Linked DNA regions of Mus musculus: regions 2 and 3 are each linked to region 1. Evidence: chromatin loops called from intact Hi-C (ENCODE). Cell type or tissue: heart. All regions are shown on one strand. Links, peaks and the distances in the headings refer to the core of each region. The heading gives the core; the rest is flanking DNA. Region 1 overlaps Vstm4 (V-set and transmembrane domain containing 4). Region 2 has its middle 33 kb from the start of Gm36674. Region 3 overlaps Wdfy4 (WD repeat and FYVE domain containing 4).

Evidence for each region. Peaks named below come from ENCODE experiments on the same cell type or tissue, not always from the same donor. Only the 100,000 strongest peaks of a DNase experiment are listed, where the experiment ranks them.
Region 2: a loop joins it to region 1, with 4 times the contacts of the local background. A loop is called at or near these places in 5 of 42 quality-filtered maps.
Region 3: it touches region 1 in a loop (6-fold over the local background); 5 of 42 quality-filtered maps call a loop at or near these places.

What each region holds. Positions count from the first base shown.
Region 1 is chr14:32,890,960-32,900,884 of GRCm38, reverse strand. It overlaps Vstm4 (V-set and transmembrane domain containing 4), which reads right to left. Exons shown (of 8, transcript NM_178791.5): 4 at 8,152-8,259. It also overlaps the pseudogene Gm7734. Among named protein-coding and RNA genes, the nearest start is that of Gm36674, 19 kb to the left of the region's middle. In heart, for the core only: no CTCF peak of the experiment used is centred there; DNase peaks (open chromatin) are centred at 3,764, 6,174 and 6,454; H3K27ac peaks cover 147 bases.
Region 2 is chr14:32,943,027-32,952,951 of GRCm38, reverse strand. No RefSeq gene overlaps it. Among named protein-coding and RNA genes, the nearest start is that of Gm36674, 33 kb to the right of the region's middle. In heart, for the core only: no CTCF peak of the experiment used is centred there; DNase peaks (open chromatin) are centred at 1,851, 2,281 and 5,229; H3K27ac peaks cover 1,327 bases; H3K27me3 peaks cover 153 bases.
Region 3 is chr14:32,955,145-32,965,069 of GRCm38, reverse strand. Wdfy4 (WD repeat and FYVE domain containing 4) reads left to right here. Exons shown (of 59, transcript NM_001146022.2): 57 at 447-531; 58 at 4,217-4,328; 59 at 5,066-5,523. The coding sequence ends at 5,132. Among named protein-coding and RNA genes, the nearest start is that of Lrrc18, 31 kb to the left of the region's middle. In heart, for the core only: a CTCF peak has its summit at 4,364 (motif pointing right); DNase peaks (open chromatin) are centred at 4,359 and 8,369; H3K27ac peaks cover 2,948 bases.

The DNA of each region.
Region 1 (9,925 bases), core at 736-8,735:
GTGTGGGAGGCTGCCCAGTGAGACAGGGTCATCCTATTTATGGTACTAGCTCCTGGGGTTAGGAGTGCAGGAGTGACTGATGAGACAGCCCTCCATCATGTCTTCCAGCACCCAGTGTGTAGCATTGGTCCTCAGAGATTAAAAACGCAAGACACATGGTCTTGTTCTGGGTGAATTCTGAAGGTTCTGGAAGTAGGGCCAGTGCTTCTCAACCCTCCTGATGACAGACTCTAGCCCTAGACTCTTCCTGCTGCCCACCCTTATCCTCAGTCTCAGCTAGATCCTTAGTGCTCAAAGCCATCACCCAGACCTCCAAAAGTGTGTTGGGCCTGAAGGCTGTAACTTTCCCAGATGGGCCTATCATTGTTACTGCTACTACGGAGAGTGGGAAGACAGGTTGAAAAAAAACAGGCCCCCATCTCAGGCACTCCACTGTAGTGTTGGAGTCCAGGGTATGGCTGATGTCTCTCTCCTCCCCCTCCCCCTCTCCTCTCCCCTTCCCTCTCCCTCTCCCTCTCCCTCTCCCTTTCTCTCTCTCTCTCTCTCTCTCTCTCTCTCTCTCTCACACACACACACACACACACACACGTTTCCCTTGTACTCATTGTGGTCTCCCAGGACTTTCTGAGCTTCTTGTTAGGCCTGTGGGTGTTTTTACTCCAGTCACAAGAGCTCCTCTCACACTGCAGTAGTCCCAGAGAGGGGTCTCCATAGCTCCAGGACCCTATTTGCAGAGAGCTTTCTCTAACCACTCAAGTGCCCAGGTCATGGAGCTCCACAGCCTGGAAAAGACTGCCTGACTTCGAGGCCTTCAACAGCCCTACCTACATTTCCCAGGAGTCAGGGCAGAAGTGCACCCCCCCCTTTTGCACAACACTATCAGTCACCATGGAGAACCCAAAAGTTCCTGCCTCCAGGAAGCAGACCTGCCCAGACAACCTCTCCAAGCCAGCACAGCCAATAGGATGGCATCACCCACTTCTGTTACACAGGGGAAGCAGAAGTTTGGTACCAGCAACCATTTAATAGCCACATTTCGTCAATGAACAGCACCATATATAATGTTCCCTGTCTGTTGTGTTCTGTCCCATGTGCTGGTCAGCAGTCCCAAGTGGGATTGACACCATCAAAATGGAACTAGTCCAAACAAGGTGTGCAGCCATACCAGGCTTCACAGCTCACTGCTTCTTCTGGGCTCCTATCTCACTTTCTGCTTCTGAGACACCATGAGATGAAGTGTTTTTCCCATGTCATGCTCTCTGCTGTGAGGTTCTGCCTCCCTGAGGGCCAACCAAAGCTATGGGGGCCAAGTGATCAGACACTGAAAGCTCTGAATCTGTGAGCCAAAAGAAACCGGTCCTCCTTTAAGCTAATTTTCTCCAGGATCTCTCCACATTCATGGAAGGCTAGATAACAGGATGCTTGTTCTGACCACACCCAGGACAAAGACTCCCACAGTTCTGAAAAGTAGGAGGGATACGCCTCCCTGCTTTAAAGTCTGGAGGTTTGGGGGGCTCAAATATAATTTCTATGTGGTTTCTGAAAGACGTTCTTCATAGATAAAAAGAACTTGAATCTATGCGCCTAGTCCAGGACTCTTTCAAGGAACCTACTAGAAGATTCACATGACTCACAAAGGCAAGATGGCTTCTTTGTCACCATTCTTGGTGGGCATCTCACGAACCAGCAGGACCCAGCATAGCCAGTGGAGCTTTCTGACCCAGGACAAAGGATGAGGTTGACCTTGGGGATGCCAGGTGTCTCTGACTCCAGGCTACTAAGCCCTTTAACCTCCCCGGGTCATCTTTCTGTTCTCTGTCAGCCCAGCCACCCTTTGTAGTCTTTTAACCCACCCCAGTGTGGCTGTGAGTGGAGCACAGTGCCTTGTTCACTCTTCCTTGCACTTGTGGAGGTAAAGTTCATATGCTCTTTGTTTTTTGGGGGTGGGAGTGGGGGGCCGTAGCGAACTTTATTGATGGTATTCAAGAGAGTACGGAGGGCTCCTAGGCCCCTCCTGTTATTATGGGGGTCTGGGATAGAAATTGTGAGGGATATGTTCAGTGTTGGGTGCCGAGTTGGGACAGGGACTCCTCAGCAACTGAGGGCCTCTCTCTTGCTCTCAGTGTCCTTGCTGAGGTGGGTGGTCCAGGATTTCTTACTCCTTGGAAGCCATGTAGGCCGTGAGGTCCACCACCCTGTTGCTATAGCTGTATTCAATTGTCATACCAGGGAATAAACTTTACAATGTTGTTATTGAGAACAATGCCAGCCCCAGCATCAAAGGTAGAAAAGTGGGAGCTGCTTTTGAAGTCACAGAAGACAATCTGGTCCTCAATGTGTCCCAGGATGCCTTTTAATGGGCCCTCAGATGCTTGCTTCACTACCTTCTTGATGTCATCATACTTGGCAGGTTTCTCCAGGTGGCATGTCAAATCCACAATACAATGGGGAATATATTGGGGGTAGAAACACGGAAGGCCATGCCAGTGAGCTTCCCGTTCAGCTCTGGGATGACCTTGCCCACAGCCTTTGCATCAGTGGATGCAGGGATGATGTTCTGGGCAGGCGGCCATCATGCCACAACTTTTCAGAGGGGCCATCCACAGTCTTCTAAGTGGCAGTAATGGCACAGACCATGGTCATGAGCCCTTCCATGATGCCAAAGTTGTCATGGATGACTTTGGCCAGGGGGCCTAAGCAGTTGGTGGTGCAGGATGAATCGCTGACCATCTTGAGTGAGTTGTCATATTTCTCATGGTTCACACCCATCACAAACATGGGGGTATCGGCAGAAGGGGCAGAGATAATGACCCTTTTGGCCCCACCCTTCAAGTGCGTCCTGACCTTCTCCATGATGGTGAAGACACCAGTAGACTCCACAACATACTCAGCACCAGCATCACCCCCATTTGATGTTAGCGGAGTCTCGCTCCTGGAAGATGGTGATGGGCTTCCCTTTGATGACAAGCTTCCCATTCTTGGCCTTGACTGTGCCATTGAATTTGCCATGGGTGGAGTCATACTAGAACATGGAGACCATGTAGCTGAGGTCAATGAAGGGGTCATTGATGGCAGCAGTCTCCACTTTGCCATGTGCAGAGCAGATAGCATCCAGGGTAGCCAGGTGCCCAATACGGCCAAATCTGTTCACACTGACCTTCATTATCTTTTCTATGGGATGAGGCTGACACTACATGAGAAGATGTGGCTGTCTTTGGGACAGGGAGGAGCAGAGAGCCCCATATGCTCTTTGATTCTTCTTTACAGGGACACAGGCAGTGGAAGGATAGGTTGTAATGAGCCTTGGATTGTCCAGTTTTCTCTGGTCTTAGAAGACAGACTGTAAGTGGGAAGGAATCAGATCTCACAGCGAAGAGAATATGTGGTAAGAAAAAGCCACTCCTCTTCCTCCTCCCTGGTCCCAGGGTACCTTAGAGACTATACTTTTGGAAGCTCAGGCACAGAAGGCTTGGGGATCATTGAGCCACCTCTCTGAGCCAGCAAGACCAGATGGACTCCTGAAAAGCAGTGGCCTTGGAAACCAGTGTCCTGAGAAACCACCAGAGCTCAGGGCTCAGTCCTGGACCAGTATCCTCCAAAGTGACTTGGCTAAAGAGACCCTGGGATAAGGTCCGAGTCACTGTGGACACTAAAATGGAGCAAGACAGCCATTTGTGCTAGGGAGCAGAATGAAGTATGCTTGTGCTGGGCTAGACACATGGGTACAATTAGCTTTGCTCATAGCCCAGCGGAGTGTTCTGGAAACATAGCAGCAATGGCTGGGGCAGAACAGCAGCCAAGAAAGCTGGCCTACTGCCCTTGGCTTTGGAAGAGCCAACACTTGCAGGTCCTTGGGAGTGGGTCAGCTACTCTGAGGCCCTCTGTTTAAATCTTGCTGCAGGAACCAAGAAGCACTGTTGGGTAGGAACAGCCTACAAACCTCAGAGCTCTGTGACCCCTACAGGAGGGGCTGTCCTCCCCATACATGTATGCAAAAGTCCAAGCAACACACTAAGGGGGAAAACCTAAACACCAACAGGCTCTCAAGTAGAACCCCTAGTAAGAATTGGACCTGCTTCAAACCAAACACTAAAAACAGCCCTTTATTTACAGTTTTAGCTGTAGTCATGATGATGTAAATTTGTTATAATTCAATGCATGGGATGTGAGACCATAATAATTAAAAAAAAAGTGCCTTAGAATTACAGAATTATTTGAACACATGTAGTATGGCCCACAAATGTTTAATGGTTCTCAATGAGAACCCCAGCCATTGACAGCAGCTAGCCCATAAGAGAGGCCGATTCCTGTGGTATGCCCTGGCCAGGTGGTTGTTATGGAAACAGACCAGCACTCCAGACCCCCAGAGCAGTCAGTTTTTCCCCAGTTACCTGTGGTAACTGGGTTGTACCCCTTCTTCTTCCCCCAAGCTTCTGGTCCTGCAGTGGGAGAGACAAGGACCCTGGGACCAATCACCATCAATCTGCTTTCCCTTCCTGTACACCAGGAAATGAGGACTCATGGGATTCGTATCCCAGAGAGCACTGGGATAGAAGCAGAGCCACACAAGGATTGTACCCTGCTGGACTTTTCCACTGGTTTCTAAAAACTTGATCTCCTTAAGCTCAGAGCACAGAGCATCAAAACTGGAAATATTCTGCTCAGTGGCTTTAGTATTCAAGGGGAATCCAACGATCGGGGATAATTTGGATTCTTCAGAGGATAACTCTGTGGTGCTGATGAGGATTATACCTGGCAAGCAGAGGACAGGGATGCTAGACAAGTGTTAATAACATGATTCATAAATGATCCCATTCAATGTTCCTGTTCGGTGACCTCTGGAATTCACACTGAGGAGGAAGGAATCCATTCATAAGAACCTAGGACTCGAGCTCACTTAATTTAAACGCAAGGCCTCCAAGTGTGGTTTTGTTCCATTTCGATATACAATGGATGCTACAAGAGCATGCAAACCAAATGTGTGTACTTTTTTCTGTAATTTCCTGAAAACTCCTAAGCTGGGGCTTATGAGCAGCCCTACTCCCAGATTTTAAAGTCTCTCTGAATCCATCCGTACTCATGTCTGTCATATGTATGTCAATTACTGACACGCAGCTGTGACCAAAACAGCTGGAAGGACACTTGAAAAGGAGGATGGAGTTCCTTGCTCCCAGCCTACAGAGGGTTCAGCCCATTGACTTTTGGCCTCCTGTGCTCAGGCAGAATGTCACGGAAGAAGCAGCAACTGCCTGAGACTGCTCTTTGGTTCTTGGTGGACCCAAAGCAGAGAACAAACAAGGACAGGACCACTGACAAGGAAACCCAAAGAACCTGACCTCGGTGCCTGACTTCCTCTGGCTATGTGCCACCACCCGAAGTTCCTAGGACTGCCCAAAGTAGTCTTACTAGTTTGGAACCCAGCCTCAAACAAATGAGCCTGTGGTGGAGACATTGTATGTGCAAATTGTAGAGCCATGTCTTCATACACATTCTATGTAGCCCTTAAGAGTCACCAATAAAGGATTCCTGCCCTCTCTGAAACTCAGACATATCAAAAGATGTACCCTGGAACCACAGAATCCATGCAAATCGGCACGGGACAAACCCTCATCGATAACCTCCATGGAACAATAGAGGAAAGCTCCTTCACAAAGGTCACCCTCAGATGTCTGTGGACTTTCTAGAACACAGCTAGAGCCCTCTCCTCTGTCACTGCCTAGACTAGGGCTATTATCATGCTCTTTGTCTCATGGGAACCATGCAGGCTACATAGGATGTGGAGGAGTAGAAGCATCTGCCTAGTCCATGGCAGGTGCTCAGACAATGGTCTTGACAGCTGGGTAGGGCTTCAGACGGGGAGCACAAGTGATCACCCTTCAGCCCATCCTGGCACGGGAGGGTGATGAGCCAGTTACAAGCCCCAGTCCTTGAGGTCTGTCTGTGAGGTCTGGAGGAAGGTGCCCCTGTGCGTCCTGTCTGCCCTTCTTGGCATTTCTTTGATTCCTGGATCCTGCCTCAAATCCCACAGAGTCTACAGCTTGAGTCTTCCCAGGCCCCGGTAGAGCTGCCCTTAGCACACACCCAACCTAGAGATTGCTAGTGATGGTGCCTTTTAAGCTCTAACAGCTGGAAGCAGAGCAGCTGGAAAGCAAATCTATTTGTTCATCACTTGTGGAGGGAGCATCTGTCATGAGCCAAATTCCAAGGAGGATCTGTCACATGCATGGCCTCTGCCTCACACAGAGTTCTCTGGAAAAGAGGCAAAGGGCCAACACCCATGGGCAACATTTGCCACAAGCTCAGAGAAGCAGCTGAGGACTATGAAATGCTAGGATATCTAGGACAATGCTGGGATATCTTAATGGGGTGGCAGATGCCATGGAGGAAGGCACCCAAGGGCAACGCAGTGAAACACAAGGCCAGAGGGAAGCATTCGGGCTCTAGCGGAGAGAAATCTGGCCTGTAGCCCTGGCTCCATTTCCAGGGCTGCATGTGCAATTCTCTGCTCCCTGTCAACTGCATCCAACCCTTGGAAGCTGCTGATGGCACCTTTGCCGTCCAGAGTTGCTGGAATTGGTTTAACTTCAAGGGGAAGAAGCATCTAGGGACTGCTGTCTGGAGGAGGGAGGCAGTGCACGCAGGATCCTCGAGCCAGCCCTCTGGTTACAGCAGCAGGACATTGGCTGAATTGTTCTTCTGGACCACCTCTCCTACAACAACGACTCTTTATTTTATTACATTTTACATGTGGCGGTCTTGGCTGCATGTATGTTCATATGTCCATGTTCATACCTGGTGCTGGAAGAGGCCCTGAGAGGGTGTCAGTTTCCCTGGGGCTAGAGTTAAGAATGGCTGTGAACCATTGTGTTGGCAGTGAGAACCGAATCCCGGTCCTCTGGAAGAGCAGCCAGTGCTCTTAACCTCTGAGCCCCACAGCAACAGCAGCACTCACAGGTCCCAGAACCTTTCCTCCTCGTCCCTTGAGCAACAGTGTCCCATGGGTACCAGTCTCTGGATGCCCAGCCTCCCTTCCTGGTTTCCTCAGTCCTGCCCACATCTCTGGGGGAGGCTCCCCTTTGTGGATGTTGTTCAGTTTCCCAGTTTAAAGGTCCCTGTGAACACAGAGGCTGGCTCTTCCCCCATCCACACCCTCAGCCTGACAGTGACAGTGACAGTGACAGTGACTCACAGGTCACCATAAATGTGCTCAGGGGGTTGAGTATCTCCTCTTCCCAAGCTCTCAGAGGGGTGCACTCTTGTCTCCCAAGTCTCCATAAAGAAGACAAGGGAAAGGTGGGATCCATGCCTGCTCAGTGACGAGGTGTCATCAAAACTGGGCTTGGTGTGCCTTGGTCATTTCTGAAAGCAACTGTATACTCTCCTCACTACTTTTGGAGATTGGGGGGGGGGAAGGGGGTGGTGTGCATGAGGTATACTCAGAGGAGGATTTAAAGGAAAAGAAGCTCAAGCAAGCCCTGAGGAACCTGGAAGAAGGTTGGCTGAGCCATCTTTGGAGAACCGAACAGAGGCAGACAGACAGCTGGGCAGAAGTGCTAGACTTGGGAAACTGAGCTCTGTAAGAGATATGGGCTGCCGTTAGAGTAAGCGGCATTCACGGGGAGATAGGAGTCATAGACTGCAATGTCTGAGAAAGAAAGCACAAGGAGAGAGAGAGAGAGAGACCTGAGGACAGCCTCCAGGGCATCAGGAACTCCAGCAAGAAAGGGGTAGGCACTAGACAGGAAAAGCACAGAGGGACAGCCCAGGTTCCACCTGCCTTCCCAGAAGGTATGCACAAACCCCTTGGTTCAGAACTTTAGCCCCAAACTCACTCTTGGAGCCCAAATGTGAAGGAAAGCTGCTCGAGCCCCAGGCAGCTCAGGATGAACACCAGAATCATGGCTAAGAAATCCAGAGCCCCAGGAGGGAGAAGTTCGAGAAAAGGGAATTCAGCTGGTGTGACAGCGATCACTTTATTGCAGCAACACCTACAAGAAGCAAGCCTTCTCATTCCCTTTGCTTTCTGGCTCCAAGTAAACAATTGCTGACCCAGGATGCCTTCCCACCAAGGTGATATTTTGCCCCACATCTTCCGCCTGTGTGTGGGCGGGCGGCTTTCCATTCCAGACATGACCTTATCTTTTTTCTTACCTCTTGATTTCCTCTTGTGAAACACAGACTGCCAGGCAATGACCAGGGTGAAGAGCAGAACACTGAGGATCCCCACGCAGCACACAAGGACAGCGTACACATAGAGATCTGAAAGGCAGGTTGTTTTAAAAGTTAGCTCAGAATGAACCACTACAAGAACTTCAAATGCAAAAAAAAAAAAAAAAAAACAAAAAAACAAAAAAAAAAATGCACCAGAGGAAAACCTTTAGGTCGAGTCTAAGGGGCAGAGTGCCTAGACTTGTCATCAGAAGCATCCTCCCTTTGTGTAAGCCTTGAGGGCCAGGGATACAGCTCAGAGGCCGGTCACCCACCCGGCATACACGTTCAGTCATTAGAGAAGGTAAATTTAATTCACTGTAAGCGAAAACTCTGTGAACAGCTGCACGAAGAAGGAGAAAAGTCAAGCTGCAGTTTTGGAGGAAACACTGTAAGTTCTTCCATGCTTTTAGAGTTGCCCAACATTTTTGTTTAAGTTAAACTGAGTAGATTTCTGATCCTGGCTACTTAGAACTTTGAACTAAAAATGAAGTGTAGTTGTTTCTCTGTGTCTCTAGTTTCCACATCCACAAATTGAATCAATCATGGATTAAAACTATTATTTAAAAGATAAAAACCACAACATTGGGGGCTAGAGAAATGGTTCAGTGAGTAAAGTACTCATTGCTCTTCCAGAGGACTCGGGTTTGGCTCTCAGCACCCACATGGTGGATCACAATCGTCAAACTCTACTTCTACAGGAACCAAACCCTCCACTGGCCTTCGAGGGCACTGCACACATATAGAGCATAGATATACATGCAGGGAAACATTTATGTACACAAATATAAATAAATGTAGAGGTTATATGCAAATGCTACAGGAATTCCTGTAAGGTACTAACATATCTGTGAATTTTGATATCTTTGGGTTGGAGATGTCATGGCACATAATACCCATGGATATTGAGGGGAAAGTCTAAGTAGGAAGTGCCATAGGACAAGGGCAAGTTTTTTTTTTTTAAATGGGACAGTCTCTCTAGATAGCGCACGCAGCCTATCTTGAGACTTGTATATTGCAGATGACTTTTACTAACAGTTAAAGAGAGTTGGCAGATGGGTGGGCAGAAAGAAGGGTTTCCCACCAGGATCCTGGAGCTACAGTGGAAGCAGAGGGGAGTTGGAAGAAGAGTTCTAAGTGCAAGAATGAAGCACTGTGGGGAGGTTCTTTAATGCATCAAATGCTCTTCATAAGCAACCATCGGGTCTTCCCACCCATGCTACTGGGAAAGTCCTGATGGAAGCCAGGTTACTGTGGATGGAAAGTCACGGGATGTAAGGAGCTCTAATTGAAAAGAGAATGGCCTTTCCCTGGTAGTAATGTCCAACTGCTTTTGTACAGAAGCACATGTGTCCTTGTGTGGGTCTTTAATGACTGGTAGAGTGGATTGGTTAGAGAGGATAGGCTTGTGCCTCCATTTCAACAATGTGAAACTCAACAAGGGGACTTGTGGATTCTGAGAGAGACAACTCATGATCAGCTGAGGTCACAGATGCAGACTGAGGACAGGATACCAGGATACAGGACAGCCCAAATCCTGTGACCTCCCACAGCCAGTCCCGATTTATTAACTCTTGGGCATATTACCCCAGGAACTTGGCTGGTATGAATTTTTAAAAAGTGGTAAATAACCCAATTGCCTTGCTGGGCCAGACAGAACTGGGGCAAACGGAGACAAAGCCCGTCTCTAAGGGATTCAGATGTGAGCCCCCATAAA
Region 2 (9,925 bases), core at 556-8,555, 52 kb before region 1:
AGAGACAGAGAGACAGAGAGAGACAGAGAGAGACAGAGACAGAGACAGAGAGACAGAGACAGAGAGAGAGACAGAGAGAGGGACAGAGAGACAGAGGGACAGAGAGACAGAGGGGCAGAGAGACAGAGAGACAGGCAGAGACAGACAGAGACAGACAGAGACAGAGACGGGGCGGGGAGAGATTTCCTTAAACCCTTTCAGTGCCCAAGCCACAGGAGAGGAGGCTGCAAACCCAGTTGGAAGACATTTTCCCACTCAGTAGCTGGAGAAGCCTGAGGACCTAGGAATCTCGCGGTGTAGACGGACCACAATCCTTCTCAGCAACTGTGCACCCAGCCCTCTGAGGTTCAGGATGGTGAGCAGTGGTCTGGGATTTAGAGCAGGGCCCCCTCTTGGCAGCTTTGGGGCCAGGTAGAGCCTGCCGCTGTCTTCTCTGTGGCCACAGTGCTGATCACTGCTTTGAGGTGAGCATTTTAGGGGGCTCAGGTAGCATTTCCAGTTGGCAATAGTACCTCCATCTCCCCCTGTTTTGATGGCTGCCTCTGTCTTCATGCTGTTAGACTGACTCGCAGTCCCAGGCTTCTTGCAAATCCATGCCACATTCATTCAGAACTACTGTTGGATGAAGCATCTGTTTCTTCTAAGTGTCTTCATATATTGATACCACAAGACAGAGGTGCTCCACTCTTGGGGGCTCACAGATAGACTCAAGGAGATCAGGGAACAGGAGGCTCGTGGCTAAGGAGAAGCATGGTGCCTGGTTAGTGTCCCAGGAGATGGGTATCAGGGGACACCAGAAACATTGGGACAGGTCCTTCAAAGCTCTGGATGCCAAAGGGTAAACTGATCCAGGTGCTGTGATGTCACTGAGTCTCCACTCCTTATAGTAAAAGAAGCTCATATGAATGCCACATTCAAGGGGAAAGTACTGGGTTCGGCAAGTCTCTCTGACATCAGACTGCACATCAGAGTCAAGAGCGAGCTGTGAAGCCCAGCCCAGAAATCACTGAACTCCACCCTCATAAGCTTTCAGGGAACCACTTGATCCAGGAGCCTTCACCAGGCTCTGAGATACAGCCTAGCCTGTTCCTCCCGTGCCGAACCTGACCAGGTCACCAGTGTGATCTTTCACCTCTGCCCTTTACATGTGCTGCCTACACAGCGCAATGGAGGAGACACTTTATGTGTGTGTTCTCCTCTCCCTGAGCAGTCCCTACACCCACACAGGGTACGTCTTCTTCTCTACAATCCTTGTGTCAAGCCAAGCCCAGTGCAAGAGGGAGATGCTGGCTGACTGCTGTAAAGAGGGCCACAACTCAGGCACCCATCACGTAGACTAGACTACCATAGGTCAGAGTGAGGCTGCATCCTGAGGGAAGCCTGGGAGCAGCCATGCATGTGTTAGAAGGAGAGCATACCTGGTCGGGGAATGACCAGCTATACATCGTGGGTTAGATACATGCTACTGCAAGCAACAGAAGAGCCCTCTGTGGTCCTGGTGGGATATGGGGTTGGAAGAGAGCTGGCCAGAGAGGAAAAAGAAGACACTGGCAGCCAAGCCAGGTGATGCTAGCCGCATGTGTTGACTGGGAAACTCTCAATGCTAGTAAGTGATGTGGCAGAGCGCCCCCACAGCCTCACCCCAGCTGGTACCAGCATACTCAGCTTTACCTTCTGTCTCAGGGTCCTTAGACACCACCATGGGTCCCTCGGGGCAGGGCACAGTGCAGCTGGCATCAGCAGACTGGGAGGCCCACTCCTAGCCTCCTCCCTGAGATATCTGGAGTCAGCCCTCCCTCCGAGGGCTCCGCCAGCCTCTCTCTCAGGCAACAGCTGCCTTCCCTGGGGGAGACGTCCCAGCGGAGCGAGGCCAAGCCGAGCTAAGAGCTGAACTGGAGGACCGCTGTGAAAAATAACACAGCTGGTCAGCTGCGCCATTTCCTGTACAGCACATAATTAGGTTAGATAAGAAACTAGCTGTGTCTAAGTGCTGTAAATGTCTATATTAAGCTATTTTGAAAGTGCCGAGCACTTTGACATTTGAGAGTTCAGAGTAATTGAGGTATTGAAATAAAATTGCTTCTGTTATTTAAAAGGTCATTATCGTCTTCAGCTAGATATATGAGGACTATTTTCCACTCTAGTGAGCCGTTCTCTCTGGCACAATTAGTGTCGCTTGAGTAGAGGCCTGCCAGGGAGACTCCCACCCAGCAGTCCCTACCAGAGGCACAAGGTAGAGTTCAGATATGTGAAGCGGGAGGAGAGAGAGGAGAAGCCCCTGACACCGCACAGCCCTTGCCAATGGCGGCATAAGTGCATGCTGTGCATCTCCGATTCATCCTCTCAGGCATCCCCCCAAGGATGCCACCATAGTCAGAACACTGTAGATGAAGCATGAGAGTCTGCATCGGTCACCCATGTGACTTGTGGGAGCAGGGAGAGACCAGAGCAGACCACTGGACACGTAGCAATGAGCAGGCTGTGGGAGTCTGTGTCTTTGGGTTATGCCAGTTGTGGGAAGAGTATAATAGCCCATGAAGAACATCCCCTGCTCCCCAGTCCATGAGTGGAAAAAGACAAGAAACGGGCAGGGAACTAGACACAGCACAGTGGCTGGATGTGCTAGAAAACACTAGGGCTGGCTCCTCCACTCTCCTTTACGAAGCTCAAACGGCTCTCTCTGTCTTCTTCTCCTTCATCCCAAGCCTTCACCAGCCCTTGTGTTTTCAGTGTTTGTTCCAGGAAAGCACAGAAGCCATAGTGACCGCTGCACAGAGATGGAGGATTTAAAGTGATGGTCCCTGGGAGGGAGATTGGATGGGCAAGCGTGCTGGCTCCAAGGACAGCCAGAGGCTGGCACATCAGGGTCTGGTGGTCAACCTCCTGAGGCACAAGATCCCTGCCACGCTCATCGGTGTCATTGTAATACTGAGGATCCAAACAAATCCAGATCTCAAGCCACCGGTACAAATGTGGTTGTTTTTACAGGAATACTAGCTGACATAGCTTTTTAAAGGTCTCATCCAAGCATCTTAACTCTCCACAGCTCCAATTATTGAGTTAAATAAATAGATGCTTTAAGCTACAATCTAAAATACCAATGTACTATCTAAGAGAGTAAAAAGAAAACTATCCTTGGTTATTACCAACTTACTATACCACAACTTTTCAGCATCTCTGAGGCACTTAACCTCCAAAGGCTTGCTATTCAACACTAGGGGACCTGCTGCTCCTGGGAGGGAATGATGGCGTCCAAGTCCGTTATGTGTGGCTATAACCTGAAACTGGGGAACTTAACAAGAGTGGGGAGTTAGTAATTTTGTATGATTCTGGAGGTTTAGAAGCCCAAAGTCAAGGAGTTGATATCTAAGGGCAACTTTTGTGGCTCATTGCCCCACAGTAGAAGGCAGAAAGGCAAGAAAACACAGTCACCAGGCAGCTGAATACATACTATCTAATTCTTACATGACACATCAGTTCATTCATAGGTAGATCGCTCTTGACTTAATCACCTTTCATCAGGCCCCATCTTTCAACATTGTTCCATTGAGGACACATTCAAACTGCAGCAAATGGGGGTGGCGCGTCCCCCAAGTTATATTTATTTAGACAGTCACGCTGTAAGAGACCCTGTGCCGAGGGAGACTGCAAAGTTGGTCACATAGGAAGCATGGACACTTTCAAAGCAGAGACTCAAACAGGTAATATACCATGTTCAAGGCAGCGCTGTTCAGGATGCAAATGTCTATGGACGAACGAGTGGACACATACAATGGATTAGCCTTCTAAAGGACATTCAGACCTATGCTATAACACTGATAGCCCTGAATACGGTTTACCAGCTGAAATAAGCTAGACACAAAAGACAACAACCTACTATATAATAAACTATGTAAGCCCACTTAAATGAGTCATTCAAGTAGTCACGTTTATAAAGACAGAAAGAACAATAGTGATTTTCCCAATCTGTGGGGCCGGAAAGCAGGGGGATTACTGTTTTACTTTGGGAAAATAAAACCTTGCTAGCAATGGTGCTGATGATGTTTCTACATCAGTATGAATACCCCTGGTGCCATGGAATTGTACCCATGAAAATTATTAAAATAGAAAAATTTGTATCATATATACACATATATATTCCCCATGGTGAACAAAAGTTTGAGGATAAGGAAAATAAAGAAGTGTGCACCCTAGTATGGTTAGTACTGCAGGGGACCCAGAGCGGCAGGCTGGAAAGCAAAGGAAGAGTATAGAGTCCCATTGGACATTTGTCTTTCTGTGGTCTGTCCATGCTGCAGGCTGAGATCCATGTTTCAGGAAGCCAGTCTGAGAGCTACACAAATAACGGTTATTGAGACGATCGCACAGCCTGGCTCAACATCACACTAGGAGGCAGTGAGGATTCAGCGAGGCCTTGAAGGCAACTTGAGACAACAGAGAAACAGAAGAGAGCTGAACCAGGCTGGCATGAGCAGGGAACCCATTTACTGAAGAGCCAAGGAGGGATGGGGAGTCTGGTACTTCCTTGGAAAGACCACATTTTTAAAAACGTGCTATAGGACTTGGGTTAGAACTTCATGGTAAAGCACATACTTGGCATGTCCTTGGGTTTGATCCATGGCACATTAAACACATGTGTTGAATTTGGGGAGATAGGTACCACACCACCACAGACCCATGGAAACAAAAGCAACCTGTGAACATAAGCTACTCCTGCCTTCTTCCAGAGTACCTATTTCACCTAAGAAAACATACTACGTATTTCTAAATTGTAAACAATTTCACCAGTAATAACTGAGGCCAGAACCCAGGGCCTTGCACACACGGGACAGGAATTCTCTCACTGGGCAGCAGTACCCTACCACCATGGCCAACATATGAAACAGACCCAAGGGGCACACGTTGGCTTGTAAGTTGATTCCAAGATGAGCTATCTTCTTAAGAAGTGTGGACATTTTCCCCCAGGCCTCAGAATCTAACTGTAGTTTCCTAACAGATGGTTCCAGAAGCTGTTGGGGATTTCTGAGTCTATGGGGTTGGTCCTGACTGTCCCCACTGTCCATAGGTCCTGTGCCCCACATCAAAGAATCTACCACCTTCTTCTTGTCTCATATAGGAGGAGTTTCTGCAGCCTGTCAGAGTATATGCACCCAGGATTCCAATCCCAGACACAGGCCTGAGGTTGGCAGAAGGGACTTGCAAACCCACACAGCCTGTTGCCACCCCCAGACAAATGTGTTATTCCAGGCTACTCTCTCATGGAAAATGGCAGTGAGTCAGGCTAAATATAGCAGTGTCTTTCTGCTGAGTTTGGAAGCCCTGGGCAGTGTGGTTTGGGCAGAAGGCTTAGATGATGGCTTTAGAGAGAAACGGAATCTACAGAAAAAAAGATGACCCCCTCCCCCATGCCGCCATCTCTTTCCTCAAGTTTTCATTCCAAAGCACGTTCATATTCCTTTTCAATGTTTTTTGATTGTTTTTGTTTTTGTTTATGTTTTTCGAGACAGGGTTTCTATGTGTAGCCCTGGCTGTCCTGGAACTCACTCTGTAAACCAGGCTGGCCTCGAACTCAGAAATCCACCTGCCTCTGCCTCCCAAGTGCTTTTCAATGGTTATTGAGTTTCTAAGTACTGAGAGGCCATACTCACATACATACATACATACATACATACATACATACATACATACATACATACATACGTACTGTGTATGTCAGCAGGGGCATGTGGTGACAAAAGCAGACAGGGACCTGTCCTCAGGGGGCTTGAACTTCCAGCAGAGAAGAAAGCTGCATTTCATAGCCCTGTCCCAAGGGAGAGTGTTCTGAAGAGGACAATGGGTTACAAAAGCAAAGGAAAGATCAAGATGAGAAGAGGTCAGTAGGGTCTGACCTCTGGGCCAGGCACAGCACTTCGTGTGTTCTCAAGATATGGAATTGGAACAGGGAGTTTGATCTCCCATCTCCAAGGAGGAGAAGCTGACAGGGGAGGTTGGCTGCCCAGTAGCATGTTCACTCCTGTCTGGGCTTGTGGACAGCTTGTCCCTAGGTTGCAACTCTCTTACAAGTCTCCTGTACACCCGTCTCTCACTGAAGCATCCATACACATCCATGTTTTGTATCATCCTGGAGGTGGGCTTGCTTCTCCACAGGGAATCTGAGAGCTTGAATGCCCTCCCAATACAGAGACAGACCCAGTTGAGGACCAAATCTCATCACACTAAAAGTAATGCTCATGCAACTGAGCAAGAAGTGCCAGGATTGCAGCAAACAAAAGTGTGCATGGAGAGATGGCACAGCCATTAGGCTCGACTGGGGTTCTAATCCCAAGTCTGGTGACCACGCCAGACAGAACTGTTTGCACACCACGGTTGGTCAGTCCCTAGAATGTGACAGCTGCAAATCAAGAGCAGGGAAGGAAGGAAAGGGAGAAGACAGAATAAAATAAAAAATAAAAAGGCATTTTGGACTGGAGTTTGATTAAGAAGAGAATTCTGGGAAGGCAAAGGAAGGCAAATGGGATTAAGCTTAGAAGAGATGGGAAGGAGGCCACCTGAGCACCCAGGGAAAGCTGCAAGCTCCCAAGAAGGGCCACCAGAGGATGCTCACAACACCAAGTGACAGATCTGCTGCTCAGAGTCCACAGAGGTGGGAGGAGACATGGGCAAGAAGCTTACTGGGCAAATATATGGTGCTTGTATCCACACCCACGCCCGCTAGGTCAGGAGTCCCCAGTTTGCACAGGAGTAAGCTCCCTGACATCTGTCTACCCAGCCACGTCCTGACAATGGACAGGGAGTTTATGTATGAGGAGCCACCCCCATCTTTATGTGGATATTTGAAATAGCACGTGGACAGTAATAGACTGAATTAGGTCCTAATCTTCTAAAATAAAAACAGTAAGAGTTAAAACTAACCACCTACCAAGCTCTCATTACTGGGAAAGATTATGAGAAGAAATCCGGAATGTGGAGACTTTAAAGGATCTACTTATGGAGGTGATGCACCCCTTTACCTCCTGCCATGGTCCTGTGGCTCTAGCATCCTTCCCACGAAGATTTATTTCACCCTTTGAAAGGCCTCTTTCTCCATCAAAGAACAAGGCAGCATCATGAGCCACACTAAGGCAAACCATAAAGTATTCAGCAGCAATCTTTTCTTACTCACCATTGGGATCTCAGTTAAAACCCTGTGGTCCAGATCATTTCTGGGCTGCCTCTAGTCTTGGATATCACTTCATACTCCACTCCCCTAGAGGGGCTACCAGGGTCTGGCACTTCTGCTCTCTGGAAGCCATTTTTCCCACTGGGTATGTGAGTCCCTACCCCCTGCCTCTGGGATGCTACTTGCCCCTTCGTGAAGTCTCCCTCAGAGAGACACTCTTCCAAAGTATGTGTTCTGAATCTTTTCTTTAGATTTCTTGGACACTTTGATACAAGTCCATAACTGAAAGTATAAAGTATTGATGTTGGCTAAATCTGAGTTTACTGGTGGCTTTTGAGAAAGTCAAGTATGAGGGTTCTGACCCCGTTTCTCACACTCACAAAGCAATGGCAAGGCTATCATCTCCTCACAGCTGCTGTGAAACCCCAAGGACCATAGGTAACACACTGCAAATTTTCTGATTAGGAGCTGGCCAACAGGATAATATCTTGACTGCCAGCTCTACTGCCTTATGGCTAACTAAAGATGGACGAACATGGGAACAGCTTGGGAAGGACTCCTGGAGTTGGACCTTGACCACTGAAAGCTCCCTAGAGTGGGCTTACAGTACATGCTGATCCCAATCCATTGCAGAGCTGACCCCCAACTCAAGTAGATGGGAGGCTGCCCAGTGCCCTCCATCCACTGGATACCCTCACTCTGTCCTCTTGTTAAGACTGAGCACTGCTACATCCTTGGGATGGAGGATAGGCCTCCATAGGAGGGGACTTGAAGAGGCATGGGAAGACACAGAGGTGACCTGAGTTCTGATCCTGAAGACCACAGGCTTGTGATCTCATTCCTTTAAGTAAAATGTCTTATGTGTCAACCAGCAGGACTTCTGTACAACGCTTGTACCAGATGTTAAATAAGGACTCAGTTAAAACCTTCTATTCCGAGGTCACATTCCTAGGGATCCATCCCAACTCACTGCAGAGCTATGGGTGTGGTAGAGCCCAGTCTCATCAAGAGGACATAGTGAGGGTGTCCAGAGGATGGTGGCCACTGGGCATCCTCCCAACACCTTGGGATCAGCTTGGGATGGGGTCAGCTCTGCAGAGGGATGACTCCTTCAAAAGCCCGCACAGGTTGATGCCCAAGTATTGCTACTTAGGATGCAGCATCAACACTGTTAGATAGTGGTACTCTGGAGTAATTAGTCCCCAGGGGGCAAATGACACTTAATGTCCTCTAACTCCTGATTCTTATGTAAACAGGTTTCTCTGCTACAAGCCCAGCCATGATGTGCTGTCCTCATGAGAACCCAAAGCCACGGAGAGCTTAACTTTGCACTGGGAACTCCAGAACCTAAGACAAAACACACCTTTCCGTCTCTGTAAGATAAACCCAAAGTTTGGGTTTTTGTCATTGTGATGGAAAGGGCCCTAAATCCACAAAGCCATTGCCTTCTGCAGTTGGGACAGGCCAGTGTCTTAGAGGAGAAATGAAATCTGCGATGCTCAGTGAGGCCCTCTTGGAGTCCCAGCTCCATCACAAGAGCAGATTTTGTCTTTTCATTGGGTGTTCCTCGTTGACATGTCAGAAGTGCCCAGAGGCCCTATCTGTGGTATCATGGTCAGTCCTCATCAGTGTAGATCATACTGGATCACCAAGGGCTTGAGTTTTTCTTATTCCACTTTCTCCAGTGAAATTGTTCCAGGACTTGCCAAGACTGGAATAATATTGATGCTACATCAAAACAGTTGTAACTGTGACATTGGGCGGCACAAAACCTTGTCCAACTTCTAGATCCTCAGATTCTTACTCCGTATGGTGCCAAAGCCAGAGCTTGTGATTGGCTGCCCACAAGGCACCTGGCACTCCAGGACCCTGGACTCAGCTCCCTATAGAGCCTGCACAGTAACCCTCCTTGTATTGAAGGGCCTTGGCTGCCTTTCTAGGAGGTTGCTCTTTGTCGTAAGGGCCAGGAAGGAGGATTTTAGGTAGGGTGGGAGGTCACTTGGCCATGCTGCACTTTAGGGCCAGCCATTGGCATTGCTAGTGGCATGGATTATATGGTAAAGGGAAGGTCTGTGAGAGAGGTGATTCTAGCTGATGCAGGCACCACATGAATGGAGAAGATGGAACAGCGGTGGCAATACCAGAAATATAGAAGATGTTGTGACTCTAGCACTGTCATCTGGGTGTTCCGAATCTGGGTGCATCTTACTCCGCTCGCTAGTCAGGGTAGAATTTCACTAGCTCGGAGAGACAAGATTGAGGATGCCTTCAATTCAGAGCTTTGCAGCGAGTTCTGCATCTCCAGGGATGCTGGCTTGGCCCTACTCAGTGCTGGATCTTAACCAGGCTTGCAGGGAAGGACTCATTGGACCCCAAGGAAGTAAAAGAGATGCTAATGGTGGAAGGCCAGTGGACAGTTCCAGAGCTCAGGAGGGTGGCCCAGCTGGACCAGAGTCCTCAGAGTCCCCCGGTTGCAGCTGGAACATGGGCAGAAGCAAGGGTGTGAATGAGACAGGAGAAGCAGAGGGTAAATGATAAATAGGAGTCCCTCAGTGAAGAGTGGCAGAAAAAAAATGAGCATCAAAAAAAAAGACAAGTGGTGTCCAAAGCAAAGAGAGGAGTTGAGTCACAAGATAATGGAAGAGTTGTCATCAAAGGGGAAAAGTCCCTCCATGTATGAGCGTGCAGAATCTATCCCCTGCCTTAGACCTCTTGCTCAGCAACGACTCTGGAAGTTGGTGGTCAGAGCTGAGTCTTTGGAGG
Region 3 (9,925 bases), core at 815-8,814, 64 kb before region 1:
GTATTAGGCGGTGGTGACAGGCGCTTGCTTAACTAGCCAAGTCTAGCTGAAACGGTAAGTGCTTTGGCGAGGGCTCCTGTTTCAAACCATAGGATAAGAGTGAAAGTTAGACACCGGAAATTGACCTCTGACCTCCGCATGCTTACTCATGGGTGCATGTGCCTCCAGACATGTGGAATTGATGATATAGGGTTGCAGAAAGGAGGAGGAGATCTATTTAAAAGTGAAGCTATGCAAACCGCAACCCTTACGGGCTGAAGCACCTCCTGGGAAGCTGAAACCTAAACACCCCACATCCCGATGACACCATTCACAAATGAGTGATCAGGGCCTATCCCCATCTGCCAGGGTCCCCCAGGTGCGAGGGAACAGAGACAGGCAACCCTGACCCTGAAGATAGTATAATTCTACCAGGCCATGACACACGTGCTCTCCTTTCTGGGCAGATTTGGAAGACAGAGGACGTGAAGATGCCTGTTCCCAGGCAGGCAGTGATGGAGGAGCCCTCCACGGAGCCCCTAAGCCCCAGAGGTACCTGCTTGGAGATCTTGACTCATGTTGCCCTCCTGTACGCCTCTCCCCCTGCCTCGGCACCAGGGCTGCAGCCCCACATGGTGCATCAGAGTGCAGGGAAGTGCTGCCAAGCTCGAGGACTACACACATTACTTTTGATTTTTGTGATACCATACCTGCTTGGCAGAAACAACTCCGGGACAGAAAGGTTTATTTGAGCTCATGGTTTCAGGCATTCTCACTGGGGGGTAAAGCATGGTGGCATTTGTGGCATTGGAATGTGAAATGGCAGTGTTCCCATGCAGCGGAGGAGAGAGACCAGGACTGGTGCTGGGTGTGACACTGACAGACAACACGTTTCTTCCAAACAGTCCCCACCTCTTTAGTGCTTTCAAAACGGTCCCATGGGCTGGAGTCAGAGCATTCTCCGCATGAGCCTAGGAGAGACATTTCAGATCCAGGCCATGACGGGGTGGGGGGGGGGGCATCAGAGAATAGTTTGTGTCCTGCAAGGACTGGGGGTACTAGGAAGCAGTATGTGAAGCTCTGTTGAGTCCTCTGCTGGACTCTGCAGTCTCTATTGGACCAGTGGACTAGGATATGGTGGGTGTCAGGGGCCCCAGGGCTTAGTGGGTATATATATCCACATGTTCTCCTTTGATGTTCTCTGATGGTCCTGGAAGCCACAACCCAGCACCTGAGTACTGCTGGTTAATTATCTAGACAGCCAACCTGTAAGCAGAAGAAAGGTGCCATACGCCCAGTGAGGAGGAGGCAGACCTATCATGCCTCAGATGCCCCAATAGCCCTCATTATGCCTCATTTCAGTTCAGCCAGAGGCTTAGTATAAATGTTCTTTCCTGCCCTGGGACTCAGACCAACCAACTGAAAAAGCTCAGAGTTCCTGGGCTGGATGTGTCACACACATTCCCAGGTGATATGCACAAAAAACAAGAGAGCACTATTCTATGGCAGAACCCTCTTCTCATGTGACAGGTGAGACTGAAGTGCAAAACCCATCTGCCGTCTCCACCACCAAGGCTATCACAGGGGGACAATGTCCTAAAGCATGAGACACTCTGCCAAAAACCCTTCCATGTGTCCTCTCCTTTCTGACTGCAGTGCTGAACAGGAGATTATAGCAAGGTGCCCAACTTAGAGATAAGGAAACCAAGGCACAGAGAGGCTCAGTAACTTGCCCAAAGTCATCCAAAGATTGCCACCATGTCCACTTCTGCCACTAAAGCAGCGGTGGTGATGCTGACTTCAAACAGGATCACACAGTCGCCCTCACCAGCCCCTCTGCTACAAAGGCAGGCAAAGCCCTCATCATCAAAACGACACCACTGCACCTCTAGCTACTCAGTTATCCCTTCCACCATCCCTGTCTTCACTGCAAACATCCTTCCTGCTCAGCCCCAACTTCAGAAGATTATGGTCCAGCACCAAGCTGTCTCTCTTGTTGACCCATGAAGGAAGAAGTGCTTTACTATATTTGGAGAGTCCCCAAATCTGCCAAGAGTTCCTGTTACTGCCCACAGGAGGGGACTTTTTCCAACCTCAGGGGGATACTTTGGGCATGGTGGTCATTTTCAATTAGTTTACCTCTGTTGCATTTTTTGTGCCTCCCTGATTCATGCAGACATTCATTGTGAGTTCTCCCGAGAAAACAGACAGAACTTGCTGGGGCTCCACTGTGTCCTACATTCAACTGATACCCAAAATCCCTTCCTTTAGCACTTCTAGGAATTTGTCATAATCTGGGTTGAGTCAGAGCATAAACATCAAAAGACCAAGAACTGTGTTCAGCTCAGTGTCCTGGTCCCTCCGGTGCTTGAGGCCATGAGGAGTCATCTCATGATGAGTGTGAGAGAGAGCACATAGCTATGTGTGCTGGAACTGGACACTTCTTTTGAGAGCAGCAATCACATACCCTCAATCCTGTTTCTGTCCCATGGGAGGAGCCAGCTCAGGAATCCTTTTCCCTTGACTATTTGTGAAACAAGTCACAGATGTGACACTGAATGTCATCTTAGTCTCAAGATCACCTGCCCCCTTCATATTCCTAAAGTATGAACTCATCCCAGCTCACAGACTCTCAGCACGGGGACAATGGGCCCCCAGCTTCTGTTTGGCTCAAACAGAAGTAGTCACGTGGTCTGAAGAACTGGAAGGGGACCAGGCTGTAGACCCAACTCCATTCCACAGCTGCTGTGGTCCTGTTTCTTTTCTGCTAGCTAAGAATATTCCCTGTGATTCCAATCTTGTAGAATACAGGGCATCGAGAAACGACGGACAGATAAGAATCCACTCCACAGAATTCATTCCTCGGATTCCAAAAAAAAAATTCTCCTTTGTGAACACAGCGATGTTGACGTTAGGGAAATTACAAGATCGTTTCTAGCTGACAGGAAGTCTCAGGACCCTCATCCTTCCTCTGCTGTCTGTTCTGACCTGAGGTCACTGCTGCCCTGCAGAATCGACAGCAAGTAGGCTTTCCGGATTGGGGTCACCGATAGGATTAAAAGACAAAGTAGTGCACAAATAGTTAAAAAAAAATCTGATAGAATCTCTGTTAAAGTCAACGAATCTTAGAGCAGATTTATGAACGTAACCCACTGGAGGGCTCTAAGGAAGCCTGATGCCCTCGTCACAATGCTCAAAACCGTTTTGTTGGAAAGGGATCAGAATTACATGTGTCATGTGAATATTTGCATATGTGTCCTATTGGTGTGTATGTTATTGCACACCCTCAATGTCTCCAGGGGCAAGGAAGGAGATCTGTAAACATACCGAGGATATGCATTGTGGGCAGCTGTAATCTAATTTCTGCCTGGAACTCATTTATTCATCATCTGTGGGAAGAACTAGCCCACCGGAGCACGGTTGCTTGGGAAAACGGCCCCTAGTCTCCGACTTAGGAAGGGAGTGGTGTTAGGACTTGTGCTAGGATTTCCAAGTGTCTGTCTCCATCCATGGACAGCACTCTTGACTCAGATCCTATGTGTTCCCTGTTGCACTGGGTCTTCCCCACCCAGAGGAGGCCATTTCAGCAAGGCTGGGGCGGGGATACAACAGCAGTCAGGTCCCGAGATGATGAAGTGCTCTCACTGGGCCATGCCCACTTGCTGTCTCTCCATCTCACCCTTCACATCGAAGGAATGACTGTCTGTCTCTAAATGCAGTCATTAGAATGAGTGAGGTAACAATCATTGAGTTATATTTTTTTTTTGAGAAAATTCTCTCAGCATTTAATTATTGGTTGGGTGTGAGAGGATTTAGCTAAGTTGATAATGCAGACTTTATGTAATTTATTTTTACTAGGCAATTACAGGCAGCATTACACCCTGGCAGCAAGGTATTGTGGGGCATCTTATTAAGCATAAAGCCAGTAAACACTGATGAACAATTTTGCTGAACTAGGCATGCAATTTAGAAAGCAATAATACACAAATCCAATTTGGTACACAATGGATACCACGGCACGTCAGCACATGTAACTATCACAGCCTGCAAATTAAATTGGGACGGCCCTTTTTTGCAACAGCACAGGCCAAGATTAAATATATTTTCCCCCTCAATTTAACAAGTTGCTGACCACAAATATAAATGTTTGTATCTGTGTGGTCCTACGTATTGGGTGCACAGGCTTTGTGCATGCAGCCGCCAATGCTCTAACTTTCCTCTCTCACACTTTCCACAGGTCACAAGTGGGCCAAGAATCTTGCCCTGAGCCGAGAGCTGGATGTCAGTGTTGCTCTGAGTGGCAAGCCCAGCAAGGCAAGTCCTGCTGTGACAGCTCTGGCCATCACTAGGTAAGAGCAGCCCATGAGCCGAGGAACTTTCTCCAGGACTCCAGCAGAGGGCGCTACAGCCAACCTAGCCAAGTCCCAACATTTCCAGCTGGGTTCTCAATGATCAGACCCAGGGAGATCACATCACTACAGGGACCCAGGCAGGCCCATCTTGTTGCTAATCCCCATGTGCTCTTCTTGATCCCTATGTCACGAGTATGCATAGATTCACAAAGAGACGCAAATGGTAGAGAACTATAATTTGTAGGTTTGTCTTAAAGAGGTCCTTTTGTCCTGAATCCCACTAGTGATGCTAACATGCTCAGGATGACCGTGGTACATGGGGGGGGGGGGCAGGGGGAATGCCTTATGAAGTCTCTTAGCCAATGCAGAGTAGTCTCAAAGTTGACCCTGGGCTATTATTTTAGCTGTCATGGTGATCCAGCTAATTCTTCCAAGGGGTTGCAGTCCCAAGAGCAACTGACTTTCCACTCTTTCTTCACTCCCTGGCCTGCAGTAGCCTTCTGCAGTGCCTGGTGTAGGAAGTGCACAGTGTTCTGGATGCCAGGCTGGCCTACATGGGGTGGTGTGGGGGCGGGGCAGCAGGAGAAGCATGGGCCTATGCTCTTCCCTGGAGCTCATGCTGATTGCTCTGCCTGGGCTGGGGATGCATCCTGTGATTTCCCGAGTGCTGGCTGGGGTGTGTGGCTCTGATGCAGTGGCCTCCAGCACTCTTACCTTTTCTTGATCTTCCCAAGGAACCAGAGCAAGCTCTTGGTTGGCGATGAGAAGGGGCGAATCTTCTGCTGGTCTGCTGATGGGTAGGAGACAAGGAGCTGGAGGGACCGACCTGAAAGCCTGGAGCCCTGGGGTCGGCAGCAACAGGCTACAGGCACAAGATGATGTGTAGCCTGGGCTGCTTAACCAGAGCAAGTTTTGGGGGGGCTCCACTCCACACAGTTCTCAAGGAGTCCCTGATGGTTTGCACCGTGTACCCTAAACATGTCTGTAGTCTATGGGACTTCTGTAAGAAGGATCTTGGTAGACACTGATGCTGGAAACTGACGCTGCATGGGAAATTTCTACGTGGCTCACTTCACCAAGGCTTATTGCACTGGGAAAAGAAGAGGGGGTGGGTATTGGTTCATGGAAACCACCCCACTGTCTTTATTTTATTAAAACTCCATTTTCCTAATGGAAGGCTGCTTGAGCGTTACCTTGTCTGGTTTCATCTGAATTCTTACACGTCAGCAAGGCTCCTGGGAGTGAGAGGAGTTGCCGGGCAGACTGTTGCTCACCACAGGCCATACATGTGACTGCCACCTGGCAGGAGTGTCAGGTAGAACAATACACCAGGCCTGGGCATCCCTCCCTCAACTTTACCTCAACAAAAGCAGGTAGCGGTTTCCAGTCAGGCCCTGTCTTGGTCATCTTGTCCGTCTTTTCACTGTGCCCCTCATGCTGATTTGAGCCGTTGCTCATCTTGGAGAAATAGGGATTGAGTAAATCCCTCAGCCTTCCTCAGTCCTTTTCCTGACATTTCCCCCATAGGGCCCAAGTAGGGGTATGGCACCTCATGTTTCTCTAAGCCCGGAGAGGCTCTGGTGGCTGTCTGTCCTCCGGGCTTAGGGGTGGTAGGAAAATGAACTTGGTGTCTGATGGCTCTGAGTCATCCCACCATTAAGGAGTAGTAAGTCGACCTAAAGATAAATATTAAGGAAGGAGCAGCAGTGTGTGGACACGGAAACAGCAAAAGAGCACGGCCGGCCATCCTGATGTATCTGTAAACTTCTAGGGTTCAGCATAGAGGAAGCTGGGGGAGGGGCCTATTCCTTGGTCCAGGACAGCCTCCCCGGATGGGAAGGGCTCTCGTCTGACCCTGGGATCAAGGATCATGCCACTTCCCACATCATCTGCATGCACTATTAGCAGACAGTCCATTTGCAATCCCTTGTCCGGCTGGGTCTGCACGGAGGGCTATAAATATAACAGCAGAGAATACTGCTCCTTAGGAAGGCCAAGAGGCATGCCATAAATATCAGGGCTGGGCCTGCAGGCATTTTTCAAAACACAATCTTTAGCATTTATACAGAGTCGAAAGGTATGCTGGCCAAAAGTCTGCCTTCAGTCCACTCATTCTGTAAGAGTTTTAGCTTCTATTCACCCCCTATCAAATAGTTCTGGGATTTGCCAGCCTAGCCTCAACCTGCTCCTGCTGGGTCTGAACTACAAGAGGAGACAAGCTTGGGTCTTCATGCTAGAGTCTTAGGGCTAAGGTGTCGATGCAAACAAGGGAGACTCGAGGTGATAAGAAACGATATCCCATACTATAGAGTAGGCACAGGCGACCTTCTAGCTGCAGTTAGCTCAGGGGTGTAAAAGTACCCCATGCTGGGTAGTTTAAGTGACAGAAATGATTTCATAATTCTGGGGGCTAGAAGTCAAAAGCCAGGGTGCAGACAGGTTCATTTCCTTCTGGGCCTCTCTGACTTGTAGAAGGCACTTTCTCCTGTATCCTGCATCCTTGTGTGGCCTTCCCTCTGCCTGTCTGGACCCTACTATCTTCTTAGAATGACACCAGTTCTAATGGATACTAATCCATCAGTATCCCTTGCGAAGGCTCTGGGCGTGTCAGGCTGCAGGAAAGAAGAGCCAATGGACCAAAGTGGAAGCTATTGCCTTTATCCAGGGGCTGGAGGCTGATGAAGGGCAGTGTGAGTGAGAGCAAGGATCAGAGATGGCCCTCCTTAGGGAGCAGCTCCCCAAGAGTCAGCTAGGCAAGGATTGTGTGGCAGAGCTCAGAGCTGATGGTCCCAGGAGTGACAAGCTGGAGTCCAAACAAACACCCTCCATGTGTGGAGGAAGTTAGAGGAGAACTGTGTGGGGGTGTCATGTGTGCAGGATAGAATGTGGCCAGGGAAAGATGGATACCATGGAATTGATGGAGGTACTGTGAGGATGGGGAGGAGCTGCAGGAAGATAGGGTACTGTGGAGGAGAATGGGACAAGATGGGAGAACTGGCCACTGCTGTGGATCTGGGAAGATTTGGTGGCACCTGGCAATGGGGTCTTGGATGCATGTTACCTGCAGGAGGAAAACTGCTTCATACTGATCCAGAGGAGGACACAGATGTCCCTGAACCCTGGAAGATGAGTCTGGGTTGCAGACTCCTGAGGCATCGGCAGTAGATCATCCTGGGGTGAGGTGGGGGACTAGAGAAGACAGAGCAGAGCTGGGGTGAGGTCGAGAGGCCCTGATCCAGTAGAGGCTAAGGCCAGGCATTTGTGGCAGCTTTAGCAGGAGGTTCTTGCTGACCTAAGTGACCTCAGTCATTCAGTCACATGGTACTAGGCACCCTGGTCTGATGGAGGGGAGACAGGGCAGATGCCTGGGGAGGATGAGAGAGAGAGAGCTGATTTGGTATCACAGCCACAACTGAAGTCTGTCAAAGCAGGAGCATCAGCTACTGGGGACAAGGAGAGACAATTATCCAGATCCCTGCTGCCTTGCCGAGGTCTGAGCAGGGTCCATGAAAAGCCTGTAGGCACAGATGGTACCTGAGACAGAGCTGGAAATACTCCATTAAGTGAGTAGGTGACGGGTCTGGGACCATTCACTACTAGCGTCTCTACTTCCTGCCAACCGCAGCTTGTTTCTGCATCTGTAAAACAGGACCCCGGTGTCTGTCTTTGGACTTGTCACGAGATTGAAATAGTGTTCAGTGTATAATAAAATGATAGAATATAGAGTAAGGCACATTCTGTGATATATGACTTATCATAAATACAATGAAATGCTTGGGGAAGGAGCCAGCTCAGGCTGACATCCATGGCACGCTGCAAGCTTTCACTTTATAATGTGTCCATCCGTTCACTCACTAGTGTGTCTTGTTGAGCCAGCCCCTGTGCTGGAGCTCTGTGACAAGGCTGGGAAGAGGGGCAGGAGGCAGGGAGCAACAGGGGTGAGGATAGCACGTAGACTTGCTCCCCACACTACATCTGAGGCCACTGCAGAAGTGCGCACTGGATTGTGCCGCTTCTGAAGCACGCTGGGATGGGAGCCAGGCTCTCAGCAGTCCTGGCACTGTACACGGGAGGCCTCCTCTTCAAACATGAGGAAACATGACAGAATGGAATGAAGAGGCTGTCACCTCTGCCACGCAGCTGGCCAACTAGCTTGTGGTTCCAAAGCCTCTGAGGTCAGGGACCTCATACTTCACCCGCTGTAATCTGCTCAGCTCTGGCCCAGCAGCCATGCGGCCCCTACCACACTGGTTACAAGGGTCCCACTCACCTCACTTTGAGCCTCTACTCCACAGGGACATGCCAGCTCTGGTCACCTTCCAGGGGCATGCGCTAGTCCAGCGATTTGTTTCAGAATGCACGCCCTGATCCTCACTCAGCCTGCTGCATCCTATGAGGGATGAGGCAAGGCAGTCTGTGCAGCTGGACTCATCCTAACTAGAGGACTGAGGAGAACAGGGCTTGCTCTGAAAGCACAGGGTTGGCATAATGATGGGCACATGAGTTCTGGCAGCTGTCTCCCAAAGGCTCAGGACAGACCCTTCTGTAAATCTGGACAGGACTGGCTTTACCTGAGACACACACACACCCACCAAATATTCCTTGTACCTGAGAGATTCAATTTTAACCAGGTGTCTTGTGTTTGTATTTACCAAATGGTGACTATCAGGACTATATAGATGACAAATGAATTGTTTATATAGAGAAGACTGGCATTTAACAATGGAGTCTCAGAGAGGGCTCATGAGTCTTGGGACCACCAAGGGACTTCTAGGTTCTTTCTGGCAATCTTTCACAGGCCATGGCCTCCTGATCTACCTTGGCCCCTATCTTTCATTCCTTCATGTTCCAGGAGAGAAGCTCGGTCCATGGAAGTGACAGAAACTGCCTGACCCAAACCAGCAGCAGGAGCCATCATGGAGAACCGAGTCTCAGGGACTGTGGAGAACTCAGAGATTGGATTTGCCCATATTAAAATGCAGCAAGGCAGGGCACATTTGGGGAGGAATAGACTCTTCAGATGGAAATCTAGATGAAATTTGTTTAACATAAAAATCAAATCTTGCTGAGCCCAAATCAGCTTTCTATCAGTGAGTTCTTGGGCACATATCACATGTCAGACGGAGGTAGGGGTGTGTTCGTGCGTGGGGGCGTGTCAACTGCAGGCATGTGTGTGTGTGTGTGTGTGTGTGTGTGTGTGTGTGTGTTTGTGTGTGCGTGCTTTGGTTTCAGTTTTTCTCTTAAGACAAGCTTCCTGAAGTGCCTTTGTTAGCCTCCCCAGTAAACAGCAGGATACCCCAAATTGCTTCCTGCCCCCAAGTTCCTGGAGGTTCAGAGAGTACTTGTGTTTGCCTTGAGCTGAGATCTGAGCTAAGCTCTGCCAAACTGCTGTATCCTCGTAACACCCCTGTCTAAGATTCTTCACTATCTTTTACCAGGAATGTACCACAATAGCTTTCATGATCCCATCATGATGGGAAAGGGCAAAGAACACTCTACAGGTGCCATAAAAGTGATGCTTTGCAGCCTGAGGTCTGCACAGGAGTCCTTACTGATAGAGATGATGCTACCATCCACTGAAGCACTTGGCAAGC